2 separate regions of the Homo sapiens genome follow, and region 2 is linked to region 1. A link is an interaction called in ENCODE POLR2A ChIA-PET data of the cell type or tissue named here. Cell type or tissue: PC-9. All regions are shown on one strand. Links, peaks and the distances in the headings refer to the core of each region. The heading gives the core; the rest is flanking DNA.

Evidence for each region. ChIA-PET counts read pairs that join two places held together with the same protein. Peaks named below come from ENCODE experiments on the same cell type or tissue, not always from the same donor. Only the 100,000 strongest peaks of a DNase experiment are listed, where the experiment ranks them.
Region 2: POLR2A ChIA-PET joins it to region 1 with 5 read pairs; 4 of 35 experiments call an interaction of 5 or more read pairs at or near these places.

What each region holds. Positions count from the first base shown.
Region 1 is chr3:172,235,867-172,251,813 of GRCh38, reverse strand. It overlaps FNDC3B (fibronectin type III domain containing 3B), which reads right to left. Exons shown (of 26, transcript NM_022763.4): 5 at 4,038-4,281; 6 at 273-554. It also overlaps the pseudogene RN7SL141P. Among named protein-coding and RNA genes, the nearest start is that of FNDC3B, 200 kb to the right of the region's middle. In PC-9, for the core only: no CTCF peak of the experiment used is centred there; a DNase peak (open chromatin) is centred at 7,563; H3K27ac peaks cover 3,184 bases.
Region 2 is chr3:172,165,852-172,181,798 of GRCh38, reverse strand. The region is part of intron 3 of FNDC3B (fibronectin type III domain containing 3B); the gene reads right to left. LOC124906304 (a long non-coding RNA gene) reads right to left here. Exons shown (of 2, transcript XR_007096169.1): 2 at 782-15,947. Among named protein-coding and RNA genes, the nearest start is that of FNDC3B, 130 kb to the right of the region's middle. RefSeq lists enhancers at 1,646-1,940, 1,869-2,028 and a silencer at 14,299-14,838. In PC-9, for the core only: no CTCF peak of the experiment used is centred there; no DNase peak of the experiment used is centred there; H3K27ac peaks cover 2,249 bases.

The DNA of each region.
Region 1 (15,947 bases), core at 4,479-9,478:
ATGAAAAGATTTTCAAATATTTGTTATTAAGTGCAAAGTTGCATGGCATCTGTGACCAAAATGTAGTATTTCTGCCATGAAGTATTAATAAAAAATAAACAATGCAATATTATTTCCTTACCAAGAAATAGATCAAAGAAGGTCTACTCAAATATTCTTAGCAGAACAACCAACCACCATGAAATAATATTCTCATGTAAAAGATGTGGAAACATCATTTGAGATGTCTCTGTCTTGATAATTCACTCTATGGCAAACATCTTGAGTATTACCTTGCAAGTCTGAATCATTCGACTTTGGGCTGCTTCTTGCTCGTCGCTCTGTTTTCTTAATTCCGGGACCACTACCGCTGCCGCCTCCGCCACTTCCACCACTATGGCCCTTCCCATAGCCATTGTATACTGTTGTGCAGCTGCTTTTGTAGATAGAAGAAGGAGGGCTGTTGAGGCGGTTCTGGCGATCGATCTGGCGGTCTTTCAGTTTTTTGTGCGGAGGCTTGCTGTACTGGTCTTCTCGGGTGATGTAGGTTGACATTCCATAAAATGGTATAATTTCTAAAATGGATGATTATGATAAACCCAAACTCAGTTTACATTTTCAATAATAAATTATTAAATGGTCAAATGATCTGGCTCCTGAAGAAGTCTAAAGTATAAAGGAAGTCTAAAGTATTACTAAATAGAGTCTAATAAATATTTTTTAAGAAAATACTGCTGGGCACAGTGGCTCACGCTTTGGGAGGCCGAGGTGGGCGGACTGTCTGAGCTTGGGAGTTCGAAACTAGCCTGGGCAACATGGTGAAACCCCATCCCTACTAAAAATACAAAAAATTAGCCAGGCGTGGTGGTAGGCGCCTATAATCCCAGCTATCCAGGAGGCTGAGGCAGGAGAATCGCTTGAACCCTGGAGGCGGAGGTTGCAGTGAACTGAGATTGCATCACTGCACTCCAGCCTGAGCGACAGAGCAAGACTCTGTCTCAAAAAGAAAAAGAAAAAAGAAAATGCCATATACATGATATACATTTAAAGCATTCCCATTTGTTTCTAACCAATCAAGGAATAATCAATCATTAAAAACTACACTGTGTGTTCAGAAAAATTCCTATATTACAGAGAATACTGAAGACAAGGTTGTTATCCCTAAAGAGCTCATATTCTAGTTGCATTTATAACTGAGTTTGATTTTTACCTTTCAATATGTTTTCAGTAGTTGCAATACATGAAAAAGTCAGAACAAATAAAATACCCCTATTAAACATGTACTTAGAATCAAGCTACTTTAAAAGTCTACTCATCCCTGTAGACAGAATAGTATTTCTACTGGGAAGTATATTGCAGTCAAAGTTTTCTGTGGCATACAAAAGAGCCAACATTTGAACAAATTTAACTAAGATAATGAGATGACATATTTCCATTTAAAATAATCAAAGCTCACAGAATCAGGGGAAATGTTCAAGGAGGAAGTATAAGGATAAAGAAAAGCCATCTCTGAAATCTGGTGCCAAACATAATAAGCTGTGGTCTCAAACTTCTCTTTTGGAGTAATAGAAGGCAAGACAAATGTAGAATGTCACCTGACTTTACTATGCACATTTTAAAGTGGCTCAAAAGAAAATAGAAGCCTGCAAGCAATCTTATGATCTCAAGGGGAAAACTTTATGTTAAATTTAAATTTTTAAATCAGTTCAAAATTATTTTTAGGTATCAGTAAAAATGACAATGCGTAACATAAAGATTGGGTCCTTACATCTTTATAAGAAAAAAGGGTCACCTCTTCTATGGAGTGACAATATAAATTACCATCCAAATCTGAACACTTCTGAGAGCGAAAAGGAAGGAATATCAATAATTTCTTCAAGGCAAGAGACCTACACTAGGACTGTCACAGGCACAACAGAAATGTATGGTTACCCTGCATAATTTAACAAAACTGCTGTCTCAATTACTCAACAGTAAAGCTCCACTGTTTCTTACTGTTAACATAGCTAAAGCATAAACAAGAGTTGTTTTGTTAAAAAACAAATCTTCATGAGAGAACCAGTTTGCACTAGAGAACGTGTCAAAACAAATATAATCCTATTCAGAGAGTGTGTATCCAAAGAAACTATGTCAAAATATACCAGAAGGATAGTAAATGTTCTAAACACCACGATGTATTACACATGAGATTTAACATATTCACTATGGGCAGTAATAATCTTTTCAGACATGTTGAAAACTTTTAAAACTCTTATAGTTTAGAAAATTAATATTTAAATTGCTTTTAGGTATGCACACTAAGAACTAAGGTAAAAGAATATATCAATGGCTTATTTATAAAGGGAAGGGATTTTGTTTTACTGCTTTAATTTGAAATCAATGAAGGCATTTTTATTTGCATACATTATTGCTCTGTGTTATTTTAATGGAATTAGACCCAAATACACCATAAAATGAAGAGACTACAATTTTGCTTAACTCTAATGACGATTTAAATCATACTGTTGTCTTGCCTAAAATTGCAAAGGACAGCATTTACAAAACAGTAACCATGTGGCATCCTACTAACAGACTGCTAAAATAAGGCAAGTCAGACATATACCAGCAAGCAATGAGTCAGTCACCAAGGCCTTTCATGTCATCAGAGCTCAGATACAGCCAGAAAGCTCTAAGAAACACTCAATTATTTAATGCATGTTGAGTCAAAGCACTGAATACATTAAAAAAATTACAGCTAACTAAATTTTTTCAGTTTTTATCCAAATGTTTTCATAGTATATCCCCAATACTTGATGTTTTCTTGGTGTGTCGCATGGAAAAAAGATCAAATTGATAGGAAGTTATTGATGCTGCTATGAAATCAAAGTATTGATTTCATGTTTTGCTATCATCCCCTTATACGACATTGTGAAAGCACCTGATTAATTTGAATCATGTCAAATTTCTTTGACTACAAAAAAAAATAAACAAAACACACATACAGTCAAATTCTATCCCTAAGTTACAACGATATATTTCACTTAAAATATCATCTCAAAAAAGTTTTTTCTGTGAATAAGTTATAATGTGAGATGAACAGGGAATAATTATATATATAAAAATATAATTATAAATAAATAATTAATTATATAGAAATTATATAATTATATATATATAATTCTTAAAAGTGATAACTTGCTCAAACATTCTATGGTATAACAGGCATTTCTTCTACAATGTATCTAAACCAACATAATAAATGTCTGAAGCAGTAAAATGCTTCCATTCATAGTCAGACTCAGAAGAAAATCACTTTGCAAAGTCCTAGAGGCTAAAGTCTAATTTTACCCTCAATTATCTGGTTTCTTAGTATCCATTTTGATAGAGAAAGCCTTTAGACTAAACCAACACCAGGGTCAAAACTTTAAAAAGATATAATGTTGGTAGCTCTGAGGCTCTTTTCATATCCAGGTAAGTATTTGCCTAACAATCAGTGAAATTGCGGCTGCACTAATGGCTACTCTTAAACTAAAAGCAGGTTCAGGAAGGCCACATCAACAGCCAGGGGATTTTTGAGTTCTGCCAGCATCACAACATAGAGCCTTTTAGGAAACCTAAAGGTTCTTGAGACTTCACAATCTTCAAACACTGGAAATGGGGCACAAAACACTTTTCAATTTCCCTTTAACTGGTAGATCATATGGATACCAAAGAAACGATGTGCCACAGTTGTACCTCAGGCCACTCTCACATACAAACATGCTTTCAGGACATGGGAACGATGTCACACTGCCACTTTTCTAAAATAAAAGGTGGCTACCTTACTCCTTGATCTTGTAAGGTGGGGGTTGGGGCCGAGTTTGTGAAAACTGAAAGAAAGAAAAAGAACTAAACCCACAAAGTAATTTTTCCAAGGCACCATTCAGGACAAAGGAAGCTAGGAATTCCCCATGAGTCTTACAAACCACCTAGATCCTTTTCTACTATGCTTATTTCACAAGAAACAAAGGACCGCCTTGAACTATTGAAACGCTGTAATCAGTTTCAACGGCTCCTGACGCCAACGAAAATCTACTCACCTTGCTCACCATATATTGTGTGGGGAAGATGATGCTGGGGAAAAAACTGAGGCGGCATATCTCCAGGTCCGGTAACAGGTGGGTAGTAAGCCGTGTGTGAGTTATGAATAAAATGTGGATGGTGAGTCAGATAGGGAGGGAGATGATGGGTTGGAGACATGGCTGAGGGGTAGCTTGGGGGATAACACTCAGGAGACTGGGGTGTGACCACCACCCGGCGGACTCCAGTACTATCTTCAATCACCTAAAGAAAAACACAAAAGGAAAGAACGCAGTACATATTAGCAGCCTATGAATATATATAGTATTAATAACTTCCACTTTAATTTTACTTTTCTCTTCCACCATAGAAAAAAACAAATGCATGTTGTATTCTGGTTCTCTAGTTCAACCAGTCAAATGAGTTCTAGAAGTAATAACATGTAACTATAAAAACGTACAAAAACAAATTATTCATTGACATCTGATTCTGATCCCATGTAACTTTTTGGAGAGACCAGTATTTGATAATAAATCTTGTTTTTGTCTTAAAATTTTCACTGGCTTCATCCAAGACGAGTGAATTTAATGTGTGCTGAAACTGATTCTAGGAGTGACTTTTGAATTTAACTATCAGTTCAGTGGTTTTCCAGAAAGAGGCTTTCTGTGCCACCTAAGTACTTTTCCAGGGCTAGGCTTCTAGATATGCTGACAACATTCTTCCCCTTTCCTGCTTTAACATGCACAGTTCCATCATCATCAGGGCTTTAGGAAACAAAGGTGGCATTAACGTCAGAAGCCGTAAGTGTGCCCTAAGATTACTTAATCTAGGACTGAGGATATGGATGAAATGAGGGATTCTGACCAAAGAAAAACTTAAGTAACCCCAAATCAGTATGGACACTTTTGCTCCCAAGATGTCCTCATGATGAGTGTTGTGAAAGAAGATGCTTGGAAAAGCAACCTGCTATGAGAAAAGCAAGCCAATCAACACTCTATCCATTCTTTTTCCAATTCTTTGTTCATTATTTATTTTTAGAAATGGGATTTCACTCTGTTGCCCAGGCTGAAGTGCAGTGGCTACACGCAGGTGTGATCATCATACACTACAGCCTTGAACTGGCCTCAAGTCATCTTCCTGCCTCAGCCTCCAAAGTAGCTGGGACTACAGGCATGCACGACCGTGCCCAGCTCCTCTGAATGTTTTCTAATTCATCCAAGTAGAGCAACGAAGGCAGCACAATGCCAATATTTATTGCCTCTGTGGCCAGCGTCACACTACCAGCTCCTATGAGCAAACAACTTTGGTGAAACACAATGAAAGAAATAACTAACACAACAGATACCATGATGAAAAGGTAAAGTTGTAGGGTACAGAGAATGATAACGTGAGATGGGAGAATCAGGAAAGGCTTCAGGGACCTCAAACAATTGGCAGGGCTGGGACAGCTGAGAGATGGCCTCTAGGTCAGGGCCCTGCAAGGAAGTGGACACGGAGTAAACCTGGCAGTGAGGGCCAGGCTGCCAAGAAGCCATGCCAGCTGATCTAATCAAATGCACGATCGGGCACACACTCTGACAGGAAGTTTTGTTTTACAAAAAAAAAAAAATCTAAAAACCGCACAAAACTGACCTTCTATATTGAAATGGATTTCTCATTATACCTCAGGAGGTTAATTATAGGACAAAATAAAATGACTTAATCATGTCTAAAACATCTTAATAACAACAAAAAACTATACTTAGCTTCATATTTTAAAAGTAGTGCTTAAGACAGATTGGCAAGTCTATCAATGTTTATGTTATATTTCAGTGTACAAAATAGGTTTAGATTGAATGAACGGCCATTAATCCTTATGTTAAAAAAACAGAAATCTTTACATTCATTAATAAATCTATCAAAATAAATGTTTCTACTGTGTTAATAGTTCATAAATAAGATAATATTACCTATTTAAAATTAAGATTCCTAGTGAGATGCCTAGGACACAGCTTTTCATGTGATCTTTAATAAATATAATCTCTTCTGGGCCTTGGCAAGCTAATCACACTAACCCCATTTATGAATGCATGGAAGCTAATTTACAAGTGTATGTGAAGTGGGTGCTTAAACCATGACATTGGAAATTCTCATGCATGTATTGATAATTATCATCAAAGCTTCTTCTATTTTGTCTAAAACATAGAGCTGCATGCTGTTTGGTAGCACATGTATATAAATAGCACATGTAGTATAAATACATCATGATTTTTTTCCTACGATCTGACACAAACATGCATTATCCTACAGTGTCTTATTTCCCTCCTCACCCTCTACTAGCTATTAAGAAAAAAAAAAGGCATATTCCAGATGTTTCTCTTTCATGGAACCTTCATTCAATCCTGGAAGGACCACAGAAGTAAAGTACTTGTTTTCTAGAGGTTTACAATCTTTATTCTTTCATTCAGTGTAAAACTTCCAAAAGTCAACCAGCAACATAGACAACTGATGAAGTAGAACAAGAACAGGGCTCTCACTAAATATTAAGAGGCACGCTTTGGACTTTTAAACAAGACTATTTATAACGAAAAAATTTATTTGATCATTTTATCATATAACTTTGGACCTGTTAACAAAGTGGTTTTAAAAAAAAATTATCAAAAAGCACTAACTTTTTGAAGTTTTTTTTGAAGTAGCTTTTTGAAACCACAAATTGCCTGTACATATAAAAATTGCTTGACAGCTCCATTTTAAAGTATCTTATTCTGTGGGATTTGTAAAAGGTTTTTATTTACATGTGCATGCATAATGAAACCCTTTTAGAAACCTGTTCTTGACAAACCCAAGCCTGTCTTATCATTAAAAAGATTTATTTTAAAAAAGTGAAATATTGGCCAGGCGCAGTGGCTCACGCCTGTAATCCCAGTACTTTGGGAGGCCGAGGCAGGTGGACTGTCTGAGGTCAGAAGTTCAAGACCAGTCTGGCCAACATGGTGAAACCCCATCTCTGCTAAAAATACAAAAAATTAGCAGGGTGTGGCAGCGTGGACCTGTAGTCCCAGCTACTCAGGAGGCTGAAGCAGGGGAATTGCTTGAACCCAGGAGGTGGAGGCTGCAGTGAGCCAAGATCGCACCACTGCACTCCAGCCTGGGTGACAGACGGAGACGCCGACTCAAAAAAAAAAAAAAAAAAAAAAAAAGGTGAAATATTAATTCTGAAATAGTAGAAATATAAAAAATATGTGAATATTTTTACCATTTTTCTATAACATAAATTGCAACATATTTTAGTTATCCAATTCAGCTTTGATCTACATCTAAGGAAATTATGCCTAAGTCTCCCCCAAAATAAGAAAATCTGAGGAGCAATAACAATGCACAAAATAATTGGCAACTAAGGAAACGGTGGCAGTAACATTCTTTAATAAAGATGGCTCATAAATAAATATATTACTGTAGTCGAATTTAGACATCAGACAGAATTCAGTCCAAAACACCTGAGGCAAAAAAAATATGCCTTCATTCTTGGTAGACGACTAAGGAAAAGACAAATTCATTTCCTTTTGTGGTGTAGGAAATTGTGAGAATGTCCAGAGGCAGATGAATCACCTGTATTCAATTCAACTATTATTTCCTGACACATACTATGTGCTAAGGACTGGATATTCAAAGGGGAGAAAAAATAAGTGCTCAACAGTAAGACTCATCCACACAGCCTAAGAATATAAAGAGAAAAATTAGACTAAGTCCTAGTAAGTGCTGTTAAGAAAGCAGAAGTGTGGTGATTTCAGAAATCAGAATAAATATTCTTCATCTAAATTTTTTCCAGCTCTATGACCCAACAGAACTGTCACTCACATATCCTCTCCAGAGAAGCATAGAGCCTTGGAAAAGATCATTATGCCGGGTTCTCAGACTGTCACCTATCATGGGCTGACTTATGTGTCCCCAAATTCAAATGTTGACGTTCTGATGCTCACTACCTTCAGAATGTGACTGTATTTAGAAACAGGGCATTTTAAGTAGACAATTAAGGTGAAATGAGGTCATATAGGTAGACTCTAATCCAACAGTATCTATATAAGAGGAGATTTACAAGACACATGCACAAAGGGAACATCACGTGAAGACACCAAAGGAAGATGGCTGATATGGTTTGGCTGTATCCCCACCCAAATCTCATCTTGACTTCCCACATGTTGTGGGAGGGAGTGGGTGGGAGGTAATTGAATCATGAAGGCAAGTCTTTCCCGTGCTGTTCTCATGATGGTGATTTAAGTGTCACGAGATCTGATGGTTTTAAAAACAGGAGTCTCCCTGCACAACCTCTTTTTTTGCCTGCTGCCATCCATGTAAGATGTGACTTGGTCCTCCTTGCCTTCCACCATGATTGTGAGGCTTCCTCACCCACATGAAACTGTAAGTCCAATTAAACCTCTTTCCTTTGTAAATTGCCCAGTCTCAGGTATGTCTTTATCAGCAGCATGAAAACAGACTAATACAGTAAATTGGTCCAAGAAGAGTGGCACATTGCTGAAAAGTTACCCGAAAATGTGGAAGCAACTTTGAAACTGGGTAACAGGCAAAGGTTGGAGCAATTTGGAGGGCTCAGAAGAAGGCAGGAAAATGTGGGAAAGTCTGGAACTCCCTAGAGACTTGAATGGCTTTGACTAAAATGCTGATAATGATATGAACAATAAGGCCCAGGCTGAGATGGTCTCAGATAGAGATGAGGAACTTGTGGAGCAAAGGTGGTTCTTCTTATGTTTTAGCAAAGGGAGTGGCAGCATTCTGTCTCTGCCCTAGAGATTTGTGGGACTTTGAACTTGAAAGAGATGATTTAGGGTATCCGGCAGAAGAAATCTCTAAGCAGCAGAGCCTTCAAGAGGTGACCTGGGTGCTGTTAAAGGCATTAAGTTTTATAAGGGAAGCGGAGCATAAAACTTTGGAAAATTTGCAGCCTGACAATATAATAGAAAAGAAAATCCCATTTTCTGAGGAGAAATTCAAGCCCACTGCAGAAATTTGCTTAAGTAACAAAGAGCTGAATGTTAATCCGCAAGACAATGGGGAAAATGTCTCCAGGGTATGTCAGAGGTCTTCATGGCAGCCCCTCTCATCACAGGCCCTGAGGCCTAGGAGGATAAAATGGTTGTGTGGGCCAGGCCCAGAGTCCCCATGCTGTGTGCAATCTAAGGACTTGGTGCCCTGCATCCCAGCCACTCCAGTCATGACTGAAAGGGGCCAAGGTACAGCTCAGGCTGTGGCTTCAAAGGGTGCAAGTCCCAAGCTATGGTAGCTTCCATGTGGCGTTGAGCCTGCGGGTGCACAGAAGTCAAGAATTGAGGTTTGGGAACCTCCGCCTAGACTTCAGAGGCTGTATGGAAATGCCTGGATGTCCAGGCAGAAGTTTGCTGCAGAGTGGGGCTGTCATCGAGAACCTCTGCTAGGGTAGGGCAGAAGGGAAATGTGGGGTCAGAGCCACCATACAAAGTCCCTACTGGGGCACTGCCTAGAGGGCTACCATCCTCCAGATCCCAGAATGGTAGATCCACCAACAGCTTGCATCACATGCCTGGAAAATCTGCACTCAATACCAGCCTGTGAAAGCAGTCAGGAGTGAGGCTGTACCCTGCAAAGCCACAGGGGCAGAGCTGCCCAAGACTATGGGAACCCACCTCTTGCCTCAGTGTGACCTAGATGTGAGACATGGAGTCAAAGGATATCATTTTGGAGCTTTAAGATTTGACTGTCCCACTGGATTTTGGATTTGTATGGGGCCTGTAGCCCCTTTGTTTGGGCCAATTTCTCCCATTTCGAATGGCTGTATTTACCCAATGCCTGTACCCTCATTGTATCTAGAAAGTAACTAACTTGCTTTTGATTTTATAGGCTTATAGGCAGATAGGTAGAAGGGACTTGCTTTGTCTCAGATGAGACTTTGGATTGTGGACTTTTGAGTTAATGCTGAAATGAGTTAAGATTTTGAGGGACTGTAGGAAAGGCATGATTTGTTTTGAAATGTGAGGACATGAGATTTGGGAGGGGCCAGGTACATAATGATATGGTTTGGCTGTGTCCCCAACCAAATCTCATCTTGCATTTCTACATGTTGTGGGAGGGACTGAGTGGGAGGTAACTGAATCATGGGGGCAGGTCTTTCCCATGCTGTTCTCATGATAGTGAATAAGTCTCATGAGATCCGATGGTTTTGAAAAACAGGAATCTCCTTGCACAAGCTCTTTTTTTTTTTTGCTGCCATCCATGTAAGATGTGACTTGCTTTTCCTTGCCTTCTACCATGATTGTGAGGCATCCCAAGCCATGTGGAACTGTAAGTCTGATTAAACCTTTTTCCTATGTAAATTGCCCAATCTTGTGAATGTCTTTATTAGCAGCTTGAAAATGGAAAATACAATGGCCATTTACAAGCCAAGGTGAGAAGCCTTAGAAGAAACCAACTAATCCTGCTGACACCTTGATCTTGGACTTCCAACCTCTAGAATTGTAAGAAAATAAATTTCTCTTGTGTAAACTATCCAGTCTGTGGTATTCTGTTATGGTAGCCCTACTAAACTAATACACCCCCTTAGATTACAAAGGCTCAATCCAGCACTTTCTTCTACCTTAAGTTCTACAAGCCTTGCCTGATTTAAAACAAACAAACAAAAACTCTCTTTTAAAAAGTGATACGTTTAGCCTCTGTGAACAAACACTGAGCCATCTTGCTCAGGCTAATGAAGAAATCTGGCCTGATGGCTAATAGAAGCCAGGCTGATTCTTTATCATGTCTGTTTTATCCAGCTTAGTACACGTTTACAAAAAATCTTCTACGTGCCTAGTATTCTTGCTATCCTGTGGCCTAGAAACAAGCATAAGTGGCTAGAGAATAAGGCACAAAATGTGCAACGGAGAGAATCTTTGTCTTATACTAGTGTTCTTATAAATATGACCAAGAGAATCATCAAAACAAAATGAAACAGCCTGGGGATAACAGCAAGATGGAGGGTTCCCAGGAGCAGCACAGGATGGGAGATGGAAAAGGACATCAGTCAGTGCCTGTGGTCTGTCAGCTGCTTGACATGGGCCATCTCATTCAACTTCCTTAACACTTGAGAATTAGGTATTGGCATCCCTGCTTTAGATGAAGAAAACCAAGGCACAGCATGATTAAATTGTGCAACTGGTATGCTGCAGAACCAAGATTTTTCATACTGGTGTGTACATCAAAGTTTTCATTATGTAGAAAATTATACAGAAGCTGTATATTGAGAAGTAAATAGGTAAACAATCAACTGTTGAGAATTAGGATACCTGAGTTATTAAGAGATGTGAAAAGGATTCAGGATACAACTAATACTTATTGAATACTGCTATGCTTTTAATACCCTCTACCAGAAAGGAGTTAGGTAGAGTTCAAGTTCTTAGAACAGTACCTGATACATAATGTAACAAAATCTTACTCATCAATTACTACTATTAATGTTACCACTCCACTAAATCCTGCCAACAATCCTGTGAGGCACATACAGTTACAGTTATCCCCATTTTAGAAATAAGAATGATGCTTAGGGAAGTGAAGGTAATACACTCAAGGACACGGAACTGGGTAAAGGAGGATCAATTTTGTGTATAAGAACTAAAATGGGGCTGAGCGCGGTGGCTCACGCCTGTAATCCCAGCACTCTGGGAGGCCGAGGTGGGCAGGACACAAGGTCAGGAGATCAAGACCATCCTGGCTAACACGGTGAAACCCCATCTCTACTAAAAATACAAAAAAATATTAGCCAGGCATGGTGGCGGGAGCCTGTAGTCCCAGCTGCTCGGGAGGCTGAGGCAGGAGGATGGTGTGAACCCAGGAGGCGGAGCTTGCAGTGAGCCAAGATCGCGTCACTGCATTCCAGCCTGGGTGACAGAGTAAGACTCCATCCCAAAAAAAAAAAAAAAAAAAAAAAAAAAAAAGAACTAAAATGGATCTCCTAAAAACATTTATATTTTTTTGAGGGTTGTTGTTATTTGCTTTTTTTCTTTTTTTTTTTTTTTGTCTTAGCTAACAGAAAAGATAGTTCCTCTTACTGAATTGAAATGCTTCAAAGGAATTTTAATAAACTCCTCACTTCCTGAAGCTCTTTCCTTCTACTCTTGTTGGACTACAAGCCACAAGAATCAAAAGAGAAGCTTGAAAGGCAGGAGGCAAAAGAAAAAATTAAAAAGGCTTCCCCAGATGGCCCAGGATGATCCAGGAAATGGGCAGATTCTGCACGTGGACACATATGAACCCACAAACATACGTAGTGTGATGTGCTGGCAGCCAGTTTGCCAGGGTGGCAGAAAACACTGGGTGAGTTGCCTGGACACAGAAAACTGGGACCAAATGAGTCTGTGAAAGTCAGGCTCAGGCTGAATTTCTTATTGCTGCCAACATGCCTAAAGTGGGATCCCAGGTCATTCCAGGAAGAGAAGATGTCTCAGATAAAAGTGAGCATGCGAACAATGAACAAAGAGAAGAACAAGGCTGGTCAATATAAACAAGCTGCATGGACTCAGGGGATGGGTAGGCAGAATCCAGGATTCTCCCAAGCAGGCTGGTGCTCACCTCTCCCCTCTCCACTCAGCACCTCTATCCTGTAGCTTGGACTACACATCTGTCTCTCCCACCCAGCTGCAAGTCCCTCAGAAGCAACTGGGCACACAGAAGACTTTCAGTAAATGTTGGTTAAATGAGTAAATGAATAAGAAAGCAAGCCAAAATAAAAAAAAAAAAATAAATTAATTATATCTGCTTAGATTTGGTATCTGCCAAGAATATTAGCACGTCATTATTAAAACTTTTCTCCATAACTCTGGTAAATAGCTGACATCCTATTCTAAAATCTCAGAAAATCTGAATCCAGTTAATTTTATATCTATCATTCCTGATCTTCTTATTTTAAATAAGCATGATTTTATCACAAACATTTATACAGAAAGATCAAACATCTCCAGTGTAAGTTCTACTTTAATCCTATAGGAGGCTGAGCAGTTTTATTTTGCTCACCAATCAGGAGTACAAATGCATCGGTACTCACTTTCCCAATTTGCACTAACTCTTCCCTCTGCATTTTCTAATATGGTAGATAATATAAAAAAGGAAAGGCAAGCTTGTTCTTCAGGTAGGGTAGAGATTTGAAACGTAAGGTCTGTACCCACCCTAGCCAATCCCCCTTGTGCTGCCAACTCTCACCACCATCACCCAAGTACCATAAGAAGAAAGAAAAATTAGGATAAAGGAATGTTCTAGGGCAACAAAAGAGTTTTATAGTACTAAGTGGTCAAACATTTTATTTTATAGATTAAGCTACTTGACTTAAAAATGTCAGTAGAGGGCTGACTGTGGTGGTTCATGACTGTAATCTCTGTACTTCAGGAGGCCAAGGCGGGCGACTGCTTGAACCCAGTAGTTCAAGACCAGACTGGGCAACGTGGCAAAACCTTATCTCTATAAAAAATACAAAAATTTGCTGGGTGTGCTGGCACGGTCCTGTCATCCCAGCTACCTGGGAGGATGATGTGGGAGGATCACTTGAGCAAGGGAGGTCATGCCACTGCACTCCACCTGGGTGACAGAGCAAGATCCTGTCTCAAAAATAAAAATCAAAAATTAAAAAATGGTGGAAGAATTGAATATATTACCCTAATCTCCAGACTTCCTTTTCTGTTTTCAAATCTAAAGATTAAAAGTGTGGTTGAAAACATCAAACTACTTTTCAAGCTCATTTCTCTTCACATCTGTAAATGGCTAATAGTGATGAAATAATATTTGATATTTGCAAACTTTCATTATCATTCTAGGTTTCGGACCAGCTCCTTTTGCCACAGAACATGATTATTGTTGTCTTCAAAAGGAAAAATAAGTGACTGGTGATGTTTCTAAAAGCCCTTTAAATAATAACAAAAAAAGATTATCCTGCAGAGTACTTACAGCTTGATAACAGATATCCTCTTCTGAATCAGGAAAAAGAAGAAGTTCCTTGAAAACTACAATTGTCTGTCTCAAACAGTTCTTGCCAGTGATTAAGTCTAAACACCTAATTTTGTCTGTTTTATAGGTGATCAAAATGAAGGTTTTCGCTAATCAGTTAATTCATGAACAAAAAGTCCCCAGAGTTTTTATGAGCACTCTCATTTATGTCTAGAAATCTGAAATTTCCCATCCCATTGGTGCTTTATTTTTCTTTTTTAAGAGATAGGGTCTCACTGTGTTGCCCAGGCTGGAGTGTGATGGCTATTCATGGGCATGTTCCCAGTACTGATCAGCATAGGAGTTTTGACCTGCTACATTTCTGACCTGGGCCAATTCACCCCTCCTTAGGCAACCTGGTGGTCCCCAGCTCTCAGGAGGTCACCCCATTAATGCTGAACTTAGTGCGACCACCCTGTCAGCATAGTGTGATACAGCCCAATACTCCTGGGCTCAAGCAATCCTCCGGCCTGTAAGGCACACACTGCCCAGCTGGTGCTTAATTTTTAACCCACACACCAACTGCAGGCAATAGGTAAGGTACAGACTGAGGGGAGAAGGGTTAGCTCCAGTTAACAAATCAAGTGTTGCTGTTCAGGAGAATCACAGCTGAAGGTACTGAAGGTACTGGTGCTTGTCTTCAGCATTTCTGGGCATGAATCTTACCGACAGGCTTTATTTCAGAGGTGATCAGTATAAGAAGACACTCTCAAAAACGGCAATCCTTCCACTGGCTTTGTACATGCCAACACTTTTATACACTCAGAAATAAAGCCAAGCTTCTATTCACACTTATTTAAGTCTTAAATCTGGCAAAGGAGCACAGCTAAGTCATATATAAATGAAATCAACTGTGAGTACTTTACCAGAACACCTAGCTCTTTCCAGGTGCTACTGTCCAATGACAGTAACCCCTGAGGGTTGGACAGGAGAATGGAAACAAATACAGATCTCTGTGGTACCTCTCTGATCCAACTACTTCAGTGAATTATGTAATAAAGACTTTCCAAATTAAGAAGGAAGTCCAGCAAGGTCAAGAGACACATCTTATGAACTGGAGACCCCAGGATGAGCCCTCAGTTAGCTAGCTACAGCTCCACTTTACTATAGCCCAGAGTTGTCCCCAGATAGAGAATCCCATGGGCAAAGAGGAACCCCTCCCTGGTTAGAGGGCTAAGCTTCTCCAGATACTGCAGAGAACCACGAGGCCTCATCTCAAAGTAGGGGTCCAAAAAAACACAGCACTGGGGACTGATGCTGAAAGCAAAACAGCAATTGATTAACTTAATATATAAGAATCGAAGTGACAACAGCAACTCCTACAATTTGTATATCACTTAATAGTTTATAAAACACTTGGCACAGACCTTGACTTGCATAAAACTCAGAAGATCTAACATAAGCAGCATCACAGTCCTAAATTCTAGCTGAGGAATCTTCAGCTATGATTAAGTAAATTAACCTAAGGTGGGCTAAACGGGTGACAAGATTCATACCCAGATACTCTCACTGGAAATACCACTCCACTTCTTTCACACTTGATTGTATATTACTGACCTAAATACCAAAAAGAACCAAATTCAAAAATCAAAAATCAAAAATCAAATCTAATCCTGCAAACAAATGTGTGGCACATAAGAACACTGGACAAGTGAAAAAAGTTCCATCCCAAGAGTTTCAATCGATACTAAAATGGATCAAATAATTATTTCAGATTAAACAGAAATGCTATTTTAGGGGACAGGCTTTCTGTTAGGTGACAAACAGTAAGTAGACATTTGATGGCTTTATTTGTGCCCAGTTGAGCTGCTTCTGAGATGTGAATAAAGCTATCAGCAGTGGGCATCTGCAGTACCTGTCCATTACCCATCACAGAAGGGAAGGCCAGTCACATCTTTTCAGCCCAGCTTCTCAGGCACACTCAGGTCCATGGAAACACAGATAGATTATTC
Region 2 (15,947 bases), core at 6,332-11,331, 72 kb after region 1:
GGAGTGCAGTGGCGTGATCTCGGCTCACTGCAACCTCTGCTTCCTGGGTTCAAGCAATTCTCCAGCCTCAGCCTCCCAAGTAGCTGGCACTACAGGTGTGTGCCACCACACCTAGCTAATTTTTGTATTTTTAGTAGAGATGGGGTTTCACCATGTTGGTCAGGCAGGTCTCAATCTTGTGACCTCGTGATATGCCCACCTAGGCTTCCCAAAGTGCCGGGATTACAGGCATGAGCCACCACGCCTGGCTTCCCACTGAAAATCTTAATTACTTCCCTCCTCCTTAGTTTAAGGGAAATCAGGAGAGAAAGGCTGTCTTTGAAGAAGACGGGCCAACATTCTACTTGACCACAAGACAGTAAATTCTAAAGGTGTTTTTTTTTGTTTTTTTTTTTTTTTTTTTGGAGACAGAGTCTCACTCTGGCACCCAGCTCTGGAGTACAGTGGTGTAATCATAGCTCACTGCACCCTTGACTTCCCAGGTTCCAGTGATCCTCCCACCTCAGCCTCCTGAGTAGCTGGGACCACACGCCACCACACCCAGCCAATTTTTGTATTTTTGGTAGAGACAGGGTTTCATCGTGGTATCCAGGCTGGTCTCGAACTGCTGGGCTCAAGAGATCCATCCACCTGCCTCGGCCTCCCAAAGTACAGGGATTACAGGCATGAGCCACCACACCAGGCTGTCATCTTAGAATATATCTACTTAGAATGCCTATATCATTTCCAATATTATTTCCAGGGCTTATTCTAATAGAGGTTCAAAATCAGTTAGAGATTATTAAGAAAGCCAGCTTCTCTCAAGTCTAAGAAGTAAATATCACCTTTATATATAATGTCTCCCCCCATTATATTTTTTTGCCCCAACCTAAACAATAGCCTCCAAATGATACCAATTTTTCCCGCTTCTGAGGAGACTGAAACAGGATCTACAAGATCACACCCACCTCTAAGATACTAAGAATCTGAAAGTAATGCCAGCTTTAGAACTGGTTCCACAAATCCAGGCATATTTTATAACCATTCTATGGGCTCTTTCCTATATGGGCATCTTTCTTCTCAAAACTGTTCCAATGACTGTCTGCCCATTTCTGTACTGGCACAACTAGAGTTCCACACTCCGGATCAAACCCGCTAGCTAACTTTGACCTCTCCCACATCCCTCATATCTAATCAGTTGCCAAAATCTGTCTGCTCTGCCTCCTTAGATACATTCTCTTCTCTCCATTCCCACAACTAACACAGGACTTTGTATAAAAGAAGGATGCAAGTATTTGTTTCATGAGTGAATAAACTAGATGATCACAATTTATCCTGAGAAGTTTCATTTATAAACACACACACAGCATGACCCCTGCCTTGAGGGAACCATGGGTTCTATCTAAAGACCACAGTGCATACTTAGAGGAGAATCATTCATGTTCTCAAACAGTAGTGAGCCTGGGGATCACTTAGGGGCTTATTAAAATGCAGAGCCCAGAGCCTTACTTCCAGAGACTCCCCCTCAACAGGTCTGCAAGGGGCCCAGGATTCTGCATTTTTACTAAGCACTCAGGAGATCCACAGTCCACATCTGACAGATTCCAGCTGGAAGGACAGCAGAAGCATGGCTCGACCCAAGGGAAAACACTGTGCACACCCACTTCTCTGGTGTATTTCAGAAAATACACTTGCTTTGCCAGTGACCCCACTAAGTCCAAGGTACATGTGCAATCAAAATACGCAAACATGAAGAGAAGAAGAGAAATGTTTGTATGAGTCATTAGGTCAGAGTGAGGCTTGGTCAGGGTCACAGAAAATTATGATTGACAACTGTGAAATGTAAAAACCCCAAAGAGGTCATTCAGCCACACCCCTCATCAGAGAGATGAAGAAACGAAACTAAGGCCCAGTAAAATTACCTGTTTACACTCTTTTTTTTTTTTTTTTTTTTTTTTTTTGGAGACAGGGCCTCACTCTGTTGCCTGGGCTGGAGTGCAGTGATGTCATCTGGGCTCAAATGATCCTCCTACCTCAGCATCCCAAGTAGCTCAGTCTACAGGCAGTCGCCACCATGCCCAGCTAACTTTTTGTATTTTTTGTAGAGACGGAGTCTTGCCATGTTGCCCAGGCTAACATCAAACTCCTGGGCTCAAGTGGTCCTCCCACCTTAACTTATCGAAGTATTGGAATTACAGCCGGGAGCCACCATGCTCAGCTTCAACTTTTACAGTTGGGGTGGAGGTCGGAGGTGGTGGGGGAGGGGATACAGTGGGGGAGGGAGGAAGTTTGTGTGTGTTGTAGACAGTGAAGTTGTGGCTCAAAGCCCAGGTGTCCCAGCTCATACCATATATCCTGAACATACAAAATTAATGTTTTGCTTTTAATATGAATGTTTTATTCACCTTAATTTCTACATTCTACATTTACCTTGAGCATAATAGTTATAAACAGGCCCGGCCAGGCACGGCAGCTCAAACCTGTAATCTCAGCACTTTGGGAGGCCAAGGCGGGCAGATCACCTGAGGTCAGGAGTTCGAGACCAGCCTGGCCAACATGGTGAAAACCCGTCTCTACTAAAAATACAAACATTAGCCAGGCATGGTGGCGCGTGCCTGTAATCCCAGCTATTCGGGAGGCTGAGGCAGGAGAATCGCTTGAACCTGGGAGGCGGACTTTGCAGTGGGCTAAGATTGCACCACCGCACTCCAGCCTGGGCAATAAAGCAAGACTCTGTCCCTAAATAAATGAACAAATAAATAAATAAATAAGATAAAGGGGCCCTATGGCCTACTAACCTCTATGGAATAGCAAAAGAGAGTAAACCTTTTCAAAACCATAATTTAAAGACAAACCAATTTTCTAGTCAATATGGTATTCATATTTAATCACAAGGCAGAAATATGAAAATCAAAAATACTAGAGCTTACCCCCTGGGTATGTGGAGGCGCTGAAGGGGGTAGTGTGGAAGAAAAAGACCCTGAAGCTCTCAGAATGTGGCACAGGCTTTTTACCCATAAACTATATTATCCTTCTTTCAATTTTCCCTATCTATGAAATTCTATTATAACTTGCACTTTTATCACCTTTACCATCACTCCCTCCACATATATTTGGTCTCAAGACATAATAAAATCTCAAGAATGTGGGGTCCCAGGGATGCCCCGGCTGAGTGTCCACATGTGTCCAGCTCTTTCGCTTTTCCCTCCTCCCATCTTTTCCTGCTACCCCCATAGCTACAGCCCTAAACCAATGCCAAGCTTTAAAGTCCCTTCACTTACCAGTCTGAGTGTCTTACAATATGGAAAGAAAAAGCATAAGTATTGATTTGAAAAGTCTTGTGAAAAGTTTACAGGCAATGTTAAGTAAAACATGTGATCTTCTCTTCTCACTCTTGCTTGACAAAGTCAATATATGAGCTCTCGGTGACAGCAACCAGCTTGCTACAAATGTCTCCTAGGCCTTAAATTTACATAGTAGTGTATCATGCCTAATGGGTTTGCTGGGGTTTGGGCTAATGTCCACAGGTCAGCATCCTTTAGCCCACAGCTGGAGTGACACTTTAGCCTCTGCCTGCCTCTCCTCCCTTAACCTCTATTCCCTGATGACTGTGGCCATCAGCACTAGGCAATTCAGAGTGCATGGAGGCTGAGAGCTTGGGCTTCAGACCCAGACAGGCCAGTGTTCAATTTCTGCTCCTTCCACAACCAGTTGTATGGTCCTAAGAAAGTTCCTTTCTAAATGTGGTACACAGACACCATGGAATACTATGCAGCCACAAAAAGAAATGAGATCACGTCCTCTGCAGGGACATGGATGAAGCTGGAAGCATCATCCTCAGCAAACTAACAGAGGAACAGACAACCGAACACTGCATGTTCTCACTCATAAGTGGGAGTTGAACAATGAGAACACAAGGACACAGGGAGGGGAACAACACACACTGGGGCCTGTCAGGGACAGGGGTGAGGGGAGGGAGAGCATCAGGACAAATAACTAATGCATGCAGGGCTTAATACCTAGGCGATGGGTTAAGGTGCAGCAAACCACCATAGTACACATTTACCTATGTAATAAACCTGCACGTTCTGCACATGTATCCTGGAACTTAAAGTAAAATTTTATAAAAGAAAAGAAAAAGTTCCTTTCTAAGCTTCAATTTGCCCCTGTGCAAAAAAAAAAAAAAAAAAAAAGATGGTGGTAAAAATGATTCCTTCCTCAGAGCTATTTGGTAAATTTTATCATATAAGGAAATTAAATATAATACAGTATAAGCTTTCAAGACATGAATCTTTCCATCTCTATCTCCAAGACAGATGTTTGAGAATCCCTTCACTTAGTTACAATGTGGCCCACTCTGATTGAGCTACCACATTCATACTCACCTTCTATCAAAAAGCAAAGTTTTACAACTACAAACTCAGACTCCAAAAAAGTTGCAACTTCTATCTAAGCAGCTCTAACGTAATGGGTAAAAGAAGTGCCCAAGGAGTCTGTTAAAATGTAGATTCTGACATCTTTGTCTTCAGAGATCTTGATTCAGTAGACCTGGCATTAGGCCCAGGAATCCGAATACTTAACAGTAACAAAGATTCTTTTTGGTCAGCCAAACTTCAGTTAGGGTTCTGTATCTTCCGCTAGGCCCATATGTGTATTTCCTTGTAGAATCTGGTTTTAGCAAAGAATCCTGTTAAGTCAGTTTCAGAACCCTCCATCCTCAATTTCTGATCATCTCCAATATCTGATCAAGTTCCTCATCCTCCACCATCTCCCCAGGTAATGTCTCAACACCCTGGCCTGTCTTCACCAAGAATCTTATTAGGGCAATTGAGTCAGAAGCCCCCTTACCCCTTAGGTTTTGTCTTAGTAATTTTCCATCCACTGATCCCCACACTGCTCCTTGGCTATAAATTCCCACTTGCCCATGATGATGTATTCAGAATTGAGCCTATTCTCTCTCCCCCACTGCAAGACCCTATTGCAGTGGTCCCTATAGCTATTACAAGGGCCCTGAGTAAAGTCTTCCTCACTGTGCTTCATTCAACAAATATCACAGAATAATTTTTTCTTTAACAAGCACTCCAGACTATTCAAAAAAGTAATAACAGACATCATTTAAACACTAAGCTACAGTTTCAGATGAATTCAGGGTTCCTACAGCACTTTCCAACTGCAAAGCACTCTCACATTATCTCATTCGACCATTGTCATCCCAGGAAGAACTCTAAAGGGATGTTCCCTAATCCTCTGTAATTGCCCACCCCTTCCTCTTCCTGTACATGAAATCTGCAGTTGTAGCAGGAACTAAATTTCCTAACTCAATTCAGAGATTATTTTTATTTGGCTATGGCAAGGAAACTAACAAAAATACTTTATGAATCCAAAGAATGATCTGAGATAGTCCATGGAAGGTTAACTATCAAAACTTTAAATGGAAATCTCACTAGAAACTACCAGGCTCACTCAGAATTCTTGTGTCCTCTTGCAGTTTTTCAGACTTGTTATTACTATACTCGTCTCTCTTAGCTCCACTTCTTTAAAATTTGCTGGTTGTAATCTCATTTGGGCTTAGAAACCAAAAGCTTTAGTGGAACTACTAAAAGATTAAGCAACACCAGGCTCTGGCAAGGGAATGAAGGGCTCTTCTATTAATTCAATCAATGCATGCGTACTTCAGAGTTGGTTTATAGGAAATCCAACTAATCAAAGGCCTTTTCAACCCATTACCTGGCTTGGAACTGGTTTGGGAATGGAACACAGGATTTTATTGCTCTAACCAATATTTTAGCCAAGTGGGGCTTGCACACCTATGCTGAGCTTTCACCTGATGGGGTAAATTTATATTCTGTGTAGACATATAATAGAAAAGGAACAAAAATAGGCTTATAAAACATTCTATAGATAAAACTGTTTGTTACAGGTAAGTTTTCATTTCCATCCACATAGTGCAAACAAAAAATATTAGGGCAGATTTTTCACATCTGTACTACTGTGATCCCCTCCCCAGGAAAAACAATGTCTTCTGGGGAGACCCTTCACACTTCTCCAACGCGGTACAAGGTTCTCACTTACTATGGTAATCATGTGTTTACATATCGGCTTTAGATTTAGGGTTTTCTGTGTGGTTGTCTGTGTAAATTCTGCTTCTAGATTTTACTTAAACCCCTTTAAGGGCAGAATCTACATCAAATTCATTTTCGTATCTCTAAGAATATTCAAAACATAAAAAGAACTCAAGAAATTAAATATTTGCTAAATGAAGAACTATTTGAGGTTCTTCAGCTACACATACTCTAAATGGCCCCTTTCTAAGAATTTGCCTTTCAGCAATGGGGAGGAGAATAGTAGGTCCCAGTTGAGAACAAAAAAGAAAACAAGAGGTGAAAAGAATATGTAAGCATTTTGCTGTAATACCTCCCCCACCACCCGCCCATCCGCCTACCTACCACGTATAGGACTATAAAATCCTGAGGAAAAAAAGCACTTAAAAGAACAGGCTGGAAATGTTTCAGGAAACCCCTTTCTCTACTTACTCTCCACTTGTTCATTCAACAAAGGCCCAAAGGTGACAGGAAGAGAAGCAAGGAGCAGCAGACATTAGCTCTCTGTAGCTTTTCCCTGGCCATCAACTAGCTTCTCTATTACCACTCTGAGATGACTGAGAGAGACAACGGCAAGGAGACAAGAACCCTGGACTGTCAGACAAATCCAGGGAATGCAGCAGAGAAAGCAAAAGCAGCGAGAAAGCAAAAGCAGCAGGGGCCTGGTCAGGGAGCAAAGATGGAAATGAGGAGAGCAACTGGGAACCCCTGTGAGAAAGCATGGCCAGAGAGGAAACTAGGACATGGGACCGGATGGACAGCAAATTGTATTGGGGGGGGGGGGGTGGCGGGGGGAAGGTCTCCAAAGTCCACAGAGAATCAGCAATTTGGCTAAAGCATGTATGAATAATTGGGAATTAACTGTATACACAAAAGATTTCACCTCATTTACCACAGCAGCTAGATAAACATCATACTAAATTAAATAAGAGGCTATTCACCCACAACCAAACCGAGACCATTTGTCTTCATTCTCTACTAAGATTTTTAAAGAAATTTCACCATGCCTTTGCTGTCGCCCTCCCAATCTGTATAAGGCCCCTGTTTGTTTGTCTTGATGAGGTCGATTCCACTTCTCAAGACTGAAGTCTGAATAGCACTACATTAATCCAGATGCTCTTTCTAAAAGTCTTTCAAATTCAAAGATTCCAAACATTAACATAAAGATACTCAGGGACCAGCTGTTGCAATTAACAAATTGTTTATATGTTCCTTTCTGTTGGCTTAAAAAGTACTAGAAGGAATTTTAAGCAAGATGAGACTGTCATTCAGATTTGGGAGTTTTAAATAGATGGTTTTCATGTTGTTCAGGCTAAAAATAATAGTGTGTATGTCAGACTTCTTGTAAACAGGCTTCAATTCACAAGACTCAGTCTAACTAAGTGGCAGTCTCACCATGCTGTAGAAAACAAAGCATGCAGAAACCAAATTATTTCTGGAATAAGCTCAGTATTTGGAAACTTAATCATTTAGACCTGTCTCTCTAGAGAACAAGAGTAGTCTTCCCCAAATATGCTTGAATGCCTTGGATCCTAACAGGTTCAATAATGAATTCGCTCTTTGGTAAAAGAGAATGAGAGTCATTCTGCATGCAGAGGTGTGAAAGTGGCACAGTCTTCACAGCCCCCACCACATTCCTCCCACCTAAGGAGGTGCCACAGAGTACAGACACATTTCCCGCAATGGGCATCTTTTTCTGCACCCATGAATGGATTCTCAGTTCGCTGACGAACTCGAGAGTTTTCCCCGTAAATAACACATTCTTAAAACATGCTACATCAACACTGAATGAGTTTCACTGGCAGCTCCTACTATTCCATTTCAGTACTCCTGCAACAGCAAAAGCCTTCTATTCCTAGGACATCGGGAGGCTTCCCACCCCGCGCCCCACCCCTCCCCCAGACAGGGTCTTGCTCTGTTGCCCAAGCAGGAACACAGTGCCACAATCACAACTCAAACAGCCTTGACATCCCAGGCTCAAGAGATCCTCCCACCTCAGCCTCCTGAGTAGCTGGGACTACAGGTATGCACCACTATGCCTGGCTAATTTTTTTTATTTTTAATTTTTTTAATTTTTTTTTTTTTTTGTAGAGACAAAGTCTCATTATGTTGCCCAGGCTGGTCTCAAACTCCTAAGTGCAAGTGATCCTCCCGCCTCGGCCTCCCAAAGTGCTGGTATTACAGGTGTGAGCCACCACACCATGCCTACAGAAGGCTTTAAACATTTCCAACGTGAGTCATACAGTAACTCAAAAATTACACGTTGTCTTCTCTTACAAGCAGTGACTTCAAAGAACACATCAAATTCTTCCATATGGTTGTTTACTTCTTGTAACTTCATAGAGAAGTCTCTATTAAGGTGTTTGGTAACCCTTGGTTTTTATTTTTAAATGGTTAAAGTTTAGGACCCCCACGATAAAAGAATCTGTGATACAAAGCTTGGGAACACCTCTAGAGAGATGTCCAAAAGAAGGAACAGATAACCTTATGACAAGCAGAAAAGGGAGTTCTATAAACTCCCTGTCTTTTAACCCCTGAGCAAATGTCTCAGCATATTCTGCCATCGTTTCGCTTTATCTCTAACTCTATACTCTAATTCCAGTTTTTTTTTCCTCTGACTTCTGAAAAGGGGAAAGGGAAATTCCCTTGAGAAAAACAGTTTTCTATAAATGACTTCATTGAAATTTTCTCACAACACACTAAAGAACCATTTCAGTGCCAACATTATACAGGCACTAAATTAATATAAGTGCCCAATTAATATAAGATTAAATACAGCTATAGTAAAACTGAAATCCTCAGAGTAGAATACACCCTAAGTAACTCACTCCTAAACTTTCCTTATTCTTTCATTGAGGAAATGTCGAAGAATATGAAAGAAGCAAAATAGGTCCCTTATATTTAAATGGTGACCATTTGCAAAACCATGACTTAATAGAACAAGTGGAAAATAGATGACCTGAGCGATATAAATGCATATAAAAATAGGCACTGAAACATCAATCAGTATGTCTAAACCTATATATTTATGTTAAGCTATTTCACATGTAAGGTTTTTAAAGAATCTGGGAGTTCCCCAGGCAAGCAAGTTCTTGGAACCCAGTATTTTTGCTGGATTCCCATAGAAAGATATCTCTTCAATACCAGTTCTACTTCATTTCTTCCCTGGGACCAGTCAGATATGCTCCTTCCCCCAGGAAACATATTCCCCCAGGAACAATGACAACAAAAAAGGATCTTTGAATTATCCCTCAGATTTGTAATTTTGGACACTCTTTACTTTGTCACACTAAAAATAACCCAGAAATTGAAATCTAGGTAATTGTAGCTATTCCTACTTTTAATCTTAGATATTCTTTACTTCGCTGTTCCTTACTTGATCCCTTTTTTCTTCTTTTTAAATCTAGAAATTAAGATCTAGGTAAGTTTTAGTCATGGGTTAGGTACAGGTACACTTGACGAAAAATTTCCCACAAGCAACAAACAAGAAATAGACAATGCCTATTTTGAGAGATGCTTTAGAAAACACATATCAAATTCTAAACCCCTTACGCCATCATCTGCTTACTGACAGCAGTAAGAGCTGCTAAATGATTTCGGTGTTTGGGTGTCTGAATGCTGATAGCAGAGCATATGTTTGCAGGTACACAATATTTTCTTTTTATGAGAGGCGAAGGAGGAGGAATGGAATGATGGCTAGGCACAACTGCTCTCTTAAAATAATAAACCTTAAAATGTCTCTAGTCAACCACAGCATACCTATTTTGCTACAAACATATCTACTTTCACCATACTTCCACCTCTCATGCTGGCTTCCATTTACCTCCCAGGACAGTGGTGCTAAAGTACAGGGCAGACATGGGGTAAAACCCTGTACACATCTGCTGTTTATAGGGGAAAACCCCACTATTGGATTTTTTTTTTTTTCATTTCAAAGTCCTTTTATTAGTAATGTATACAGCTGTTTTCTCTTGGCTAATAATCAGAACAGCAACATTCATGCATGCTGACTCCAGGCATAAATAATATGCCATGCTGTTTTTGCTCAGCTGTAAAGAACTGGAATTCTGAGAGTCAGGGGAGATGCCTCTGCACTTTCCAAAAAAAAAAAAAAAAAAGTTAATACAGCTGTTTTCCTCTCAGGAATGCCAAAAGAATGCAATTCCTCCCTCTAAACCTCCCCCAACCCCATCTCCACCAATACTGTGTTCCCTGTTCATGCCAGTGTGCAAAGAGAGTTTTAAAAAGATACCCCATTCTTTAATAAAAAGAATAGAGAAAAAAATACTGGGCATCGAAGTTTCCAGTAGTAATATGTGCCACATCTACAACAAGGAAAAAATGAAAATGAAGTGGTATTTTTTGCTAAATAAGAAGTGTGCACACTAGACTGTAAATGACATAAAACACCAGTTAATTTCAGAGAAGATAAATACATGCTTTTGAACCAGGTGTTTTTAAAGTCTCCATCAGCACTTTCCAAGCCTATCTTAATATAATTACATGAAATGTTTATGTACTTGTCTGGCATGTTGCTTTGTTTTCTAAATAAAGGAGCAACTTCAGTTTGAAATAATGGACACAGGAACCTCCACTTTCCATTTCTGTAGGCTTCTCCTCTCAGCTCAGCTTACCACTTTTGTAGAGCCACATAGACCCTGCACAGAAGGCCTTTGTATATAGGTCTCAGCCACATATCTTCATGCAGCCCCTGGCAAAGTCCTCCAAGGAGTCCCTTTATTTTCTGACTGAACACAAAGGTTTTATCTTACAGTAAACAGAGAAGACATTTAACATTAGAGCAATACTAAGACAGTAATACCATAAAGGTGGCTCAAAGGTTTGCATAATGAATATCTATTGTCTTGGTTTCAACTCAAAACTAGCTATTTAAAAAAAGAGCTCAATAATGGGAAGGTACTGTTTCATTACCTGAAAGTTACATTTACAAAACATGTTTCATCTGAGCCCTTCTGCTGACTTATCTAGGCAGCTTGGAGAAGACAACCACGCAAAAGGAGTCGAAACAATATACAACCCTATTTCTTTGTAAGATTCCCCACAGTCTCAATCCACTTGTAGCTTGCCTCTTTCATAGTCTCTGCCAAGCCCACCTGGCTACTGGAACAGCTAGGAGGGGTACCAATCAGGTATCTCTTTTTCTTCTCTCCCAATCAGCTCCAGGGATCCTATTGGAATGGAGACTGGGGACAACTACAGGGATGTACGAAATAATTCATTTACAATCAATACATTGCTTGCAAATTCAGTTGCTTACAAATTCATTCTTGCTCATCTTCCTGGTCCCCAACCACTGTCACAGCAAGGTGAAGTCCTGGTATCTGCTTTGGCCCAAGAAGAGCCTCCTGGCAACCATGGCTTGTTGACTTGGGCAAAGCGGAACACGGGGGAAGGAGAGAAACAAACATATGACCTGTCCACAATCCCAAATATTCTATATTCAACTGAGAGTAACAGAGGAGATACTGCCAGTTCCTTGGAAGGAAAATGTTGCAGGAATCTTTACAGAATTAGGAAATAATTTTCCCCTCTGGGCTTACATTTATATTTTCAATAAAAGCTAGAGGGGAGGAAGAAAACAACTTTGCTTATATTTTTAATATACCTTTTAAATAACATAGATAACGAAATTTAAACAAACAAAAAAAATAGATTGGAATGTTAGGAGCTCCACTAGAAGCCAGTTCTGTGTAAAACAGCAGAGGACGGGACAGAAACCGCAGCTGCAGTGGCTTAAATTGATATGTTGGAGTCAAGAGTGGCTTTTAGGTTCCCTTAGTTTAAAAAATCCTATTTTAAGTTTAATCAAGCAATGAATTTCCTTCTTTGTGGCAAGCATAAAATGTAAAGACACATGAGAATTTTATAAAGTGCCGTTTAAATGGGAATAGGAACAGTCAGCTTTTGGAATGGGGAACAAAGTAACTCATCCAGTGGAAGTGAAATGAGCAGAGCAACTGCTAGGCACCTGTGCAGCTTTTCTCACTCACTCGTAGGTAACATGCTTCCCAATGAGACCAGCTCAATGCAGCCCACTCTTTGAAAAGTGTGGGTATCATAAAGTCATTCCCTGTAAGAAGGTTTCTCTGCCGGCGTGGCCCCATCCATGGAGTGGTTTTTAATTACTTGATACTGGCTAAGTAGCCAGGAAGTCTGACTCATCTCCACTGCTCTTCAAGGTTGCTCTCCAACAAAGTTACCTAATTCCTGCAATAAACAAAACTAGCCAGCTTAAAAAACATCACTCTAGGAAGCATTTAACCCCTGCATTTATCTTAGTATCTTGTTACTGACTACACTGTCCGATGCCTCCACTACCAAACATACCAGTTAGCTCCTACAGGCAGGCCTCACTCAGCAAAGATCATTCTGCAGAAGGCTGCAGCACATTCCGGAGCGCCGCTCAGGCAACCCCTTCACTTGCTCCTTTGGTGGGCTCGAGTATGCCCCTGGTGGCACTGAGGTCGACATGGCATTCCACATCCTCCAAGGGTTCAAAGCACCTTTTGGACAGACATGACCGAGTGCTGACGTGGGCTTGCTGGTGAAGAACCTCAAACATCAGTGATGCACTCTGGGGTGTGGCTGAAAATACGAATGTCTGACACAGACAAAACTTTTATGTCAAGGTAGGAGAGGGAAAAACACTTGAGCAATCTAGCTTAGCTCTTACAACAGTGAGCCAAGCTGGGCACAGTGGCTCGCGCCTGTAATCCCAGCACTTTGGGAGGCCGAGGCAGGCAGATCATCTGAGGTCAGGAGTTCAAGATCAGCCTGGCCAACATGGTGAAACCCCGTCTCTAGCAAAAATAACAAAAATTAGCCGGGAGTGGTGGCGCCGCCTGTAGTCCCAGCTACTCGGGAGGCTGAGACAGGAGAATCACTTGAACCCGGGAAGCGGAGGTTGCAGTGAGCCGAGATCGCGCCACTGCACTCCAGCCTGAGTGGCAGAGACTCCATCTCAAAAAAAAAAAAAAAGTAAAAGAAAAAGATACACAGCAGCACAGTATTTCCATCACACAGACATGATAGAAACTTTAAAAGCATAGATATATAGCAACACTTGAAATAACAGGAAGTGATGAGTATATATTATCAGTTATTAAATATAATTTAACTTGTAAGCTTGTATATTTTAACATTTAACAATGACTATGTTTAACAACCGCTCATAGAATGTCTGAAAATTTAACTGTCAGTTCTCGCATGTGATAGAAGCTATCACCAGCATACCACTGACATGTCAGCTCAGTACTACTCCATCCTACTAGGGCAAAGGTGCCATAGAATGGTAGAGAAATATGAACTCCTTCTCTGGTTCCCACAACTTCAAAATAGCAGGAATCAGAATAAAAGAAAAGAGGGCTAATCTGGTAGAGTCTTTTTATAAGATGAGTAGGAGAGCAGGAAAGGCAGACTGCTGTATGTGACCACCAGGCTTACAGGAGCAAATCATGCTGGGATATGGCAATATGTATAACAGCTGGTATCAGTTTTACTTTTTTCTAGTTGCTTTCACTGACTAAATATAACAATTTGAAAAGTGAGGGTAAAAAGTGCATACATAAGATTTATTATATGCTCATACTATGAGCTGCCAAAGAATACAGTCATCAGCATCAGCATGTTCTGTATAGAGAAAAGACCTACATCATAGCATTACAACAGCTGCCAGGTAAACACCACTGGAATATGTCCACTTTTTCAGAGAGGTGTAACTCGAAATGATCTCACAACAGTGGTCCCCAACCTTTTTGGCACCAAGGACAGGTTTTGTGGAAGACAATTTGTCCCATGGATGTGATGCGGTGGCAGGGCTTTGGGATGAAATTGTTCCACCTCAGATTATCAGGCATTAGATTCTTATAAGGAGTACGCAACCTAGATCCTTCACATGCGCAGTTCACAATAGGGTTCGTGCTCCTATGAGAGTCTAATGCCACTGCTGATCTGACAGGAGGCAGAGCTCAGGTGGTAATGCTCGTTTGCCTGCCACTCACCTCCTGCTGTGTGGCCTGGTTCCTAACATGCCACAGACAGGTACCATCCATGGCCCAGGGCTTGGGGACCCCGGTCTTAGAAAACTTAAAAGTACTGCAGTGAAAAGAGCTCATAGGCTGTGGAAAGCATAAAAACTACATGCAAATCTCAGTAGATTCCATTAACTAGCGATGTTATCTTAGGCAAAAGTAAAACCAACCAGTATATCCACGTGCCAGGGCACCATGGTTTATACTGAAGACACAAGGGTGAACCAGGCAGAACCAGTGAAACTGCAACCCTCTTGGAGTCTATATTCTTTTTGAGACAGTCTCATTTTATTGCCCAGGCTGGAGCGCAGTGGTGCCGTCTTGGCTCACTGCAACCTCTGCCTCCTGGGTTCAAGCGATTCTCGTGCCTCAGCCTCCCGAGTAGCTAGGACTACAGGTGTGCACCAACATACCCAGCTAACTTTTTTATTTTTAATAAAGATGGGGTTTCGCCATGTTGGCCAGACTGGTCTTAAACTCCTGACCTCAGGTGATCCGCCCGCCTCAGCCTCCCAAAGTGCTTGGATTATAGGCGTGAGCCAATGTACCCGGCCCTTAAGTGTATATTCTAGAGTACAAACAACGCAATATTTAAGAGCTCTGGTTTCCTTATCTATAAAATAGGCTAGTCACTATTCCAACCTTGCAGTGCTACTGGGATAATTAAATGAGACAATGTAAACGGCATAAAGAACATTTTTCACTTTTCCTTCACTATCTAAATGTGCTTCTTTCGTAGAAAAGCAAATGACAACAATATTTTCTTTTTTAAAATTATCTTCTCTGGCAAAGATATGAAGAGGAACAGAGATAAATGGACCCCCCTCCCCCCACCCACCCGCCAAATTCTGAACTCTTTGAATAGGTTATTAGGAGACTACCAAGAGTTGTTTGTTTTTCCAGAGGCAAGGTCTCCCTATGTTGCCCAGGCTGTAATGCAGTGGCTATTCACAGACACAATCATAGGGCACTGCAGCCTCAAACTCCTGGGTTCAAGCAATCCTCCCACCTTAGCCTCCTGAGTAGCTGGGACTACAGGCACAGGCCACTGTACCTGGCTAAGAGTTCTTACAGGTCTCGATTCTTTAGCTATTACCTTAGATGGTCGTAATTATTCTTTAGAGAAAAATGAACACAGGATTCTCGTGGATCTAGATTCCAGCAAGGCTGGAACAAGCAGACTGTCACGAGAGCACACACATTTCTCAAGTGAATCACTTTAGATGCTAATGGTAAGGAGCATTTCAATGGTGGGAGGTCAAACCGCTCTACACACCTTATATGGTCTCACACAATCCTGTGAAGGCGAATAATCACTCATTCATTTCATTAAGTAATTCCACAAAAAATTTAGAGGGCCTCCTCTGTGGCAGATACTGATTGAGGAACTAGAAGCATATAGCAGTGATCAAAATAGTCCAATATATACTGGGAAAAGTCAAAGGTTCACAAGCCCAGCTATAAGATGGTGGCCTTCCCAATTCCGATGAAATGAGTGGCTTCGAAATGATGACTTTTTTCACCAATGTAAAGCAAATTTGCAAAGACTACTCTTCTTCTCTATAGGAAAGGTCTAAAGGATTCTATGTTTCCTAAATTGTCAATATATTTATTAATATAAATCAGAGCACTTTAGGCCCTTCATGCATAAAAGATTAGCTCTCATTCACCTAGGAAACAAATATTCTCAAAAGAATAAAAGCAACCATTTGTTAAAAGAACAAAATGAAACACTCCCTTCTGATAACTAAGGTATTTTTTAGTACATATGTATGTTAAAATATTCCTGAATTTCTGAATCTAATGTAATTATTAT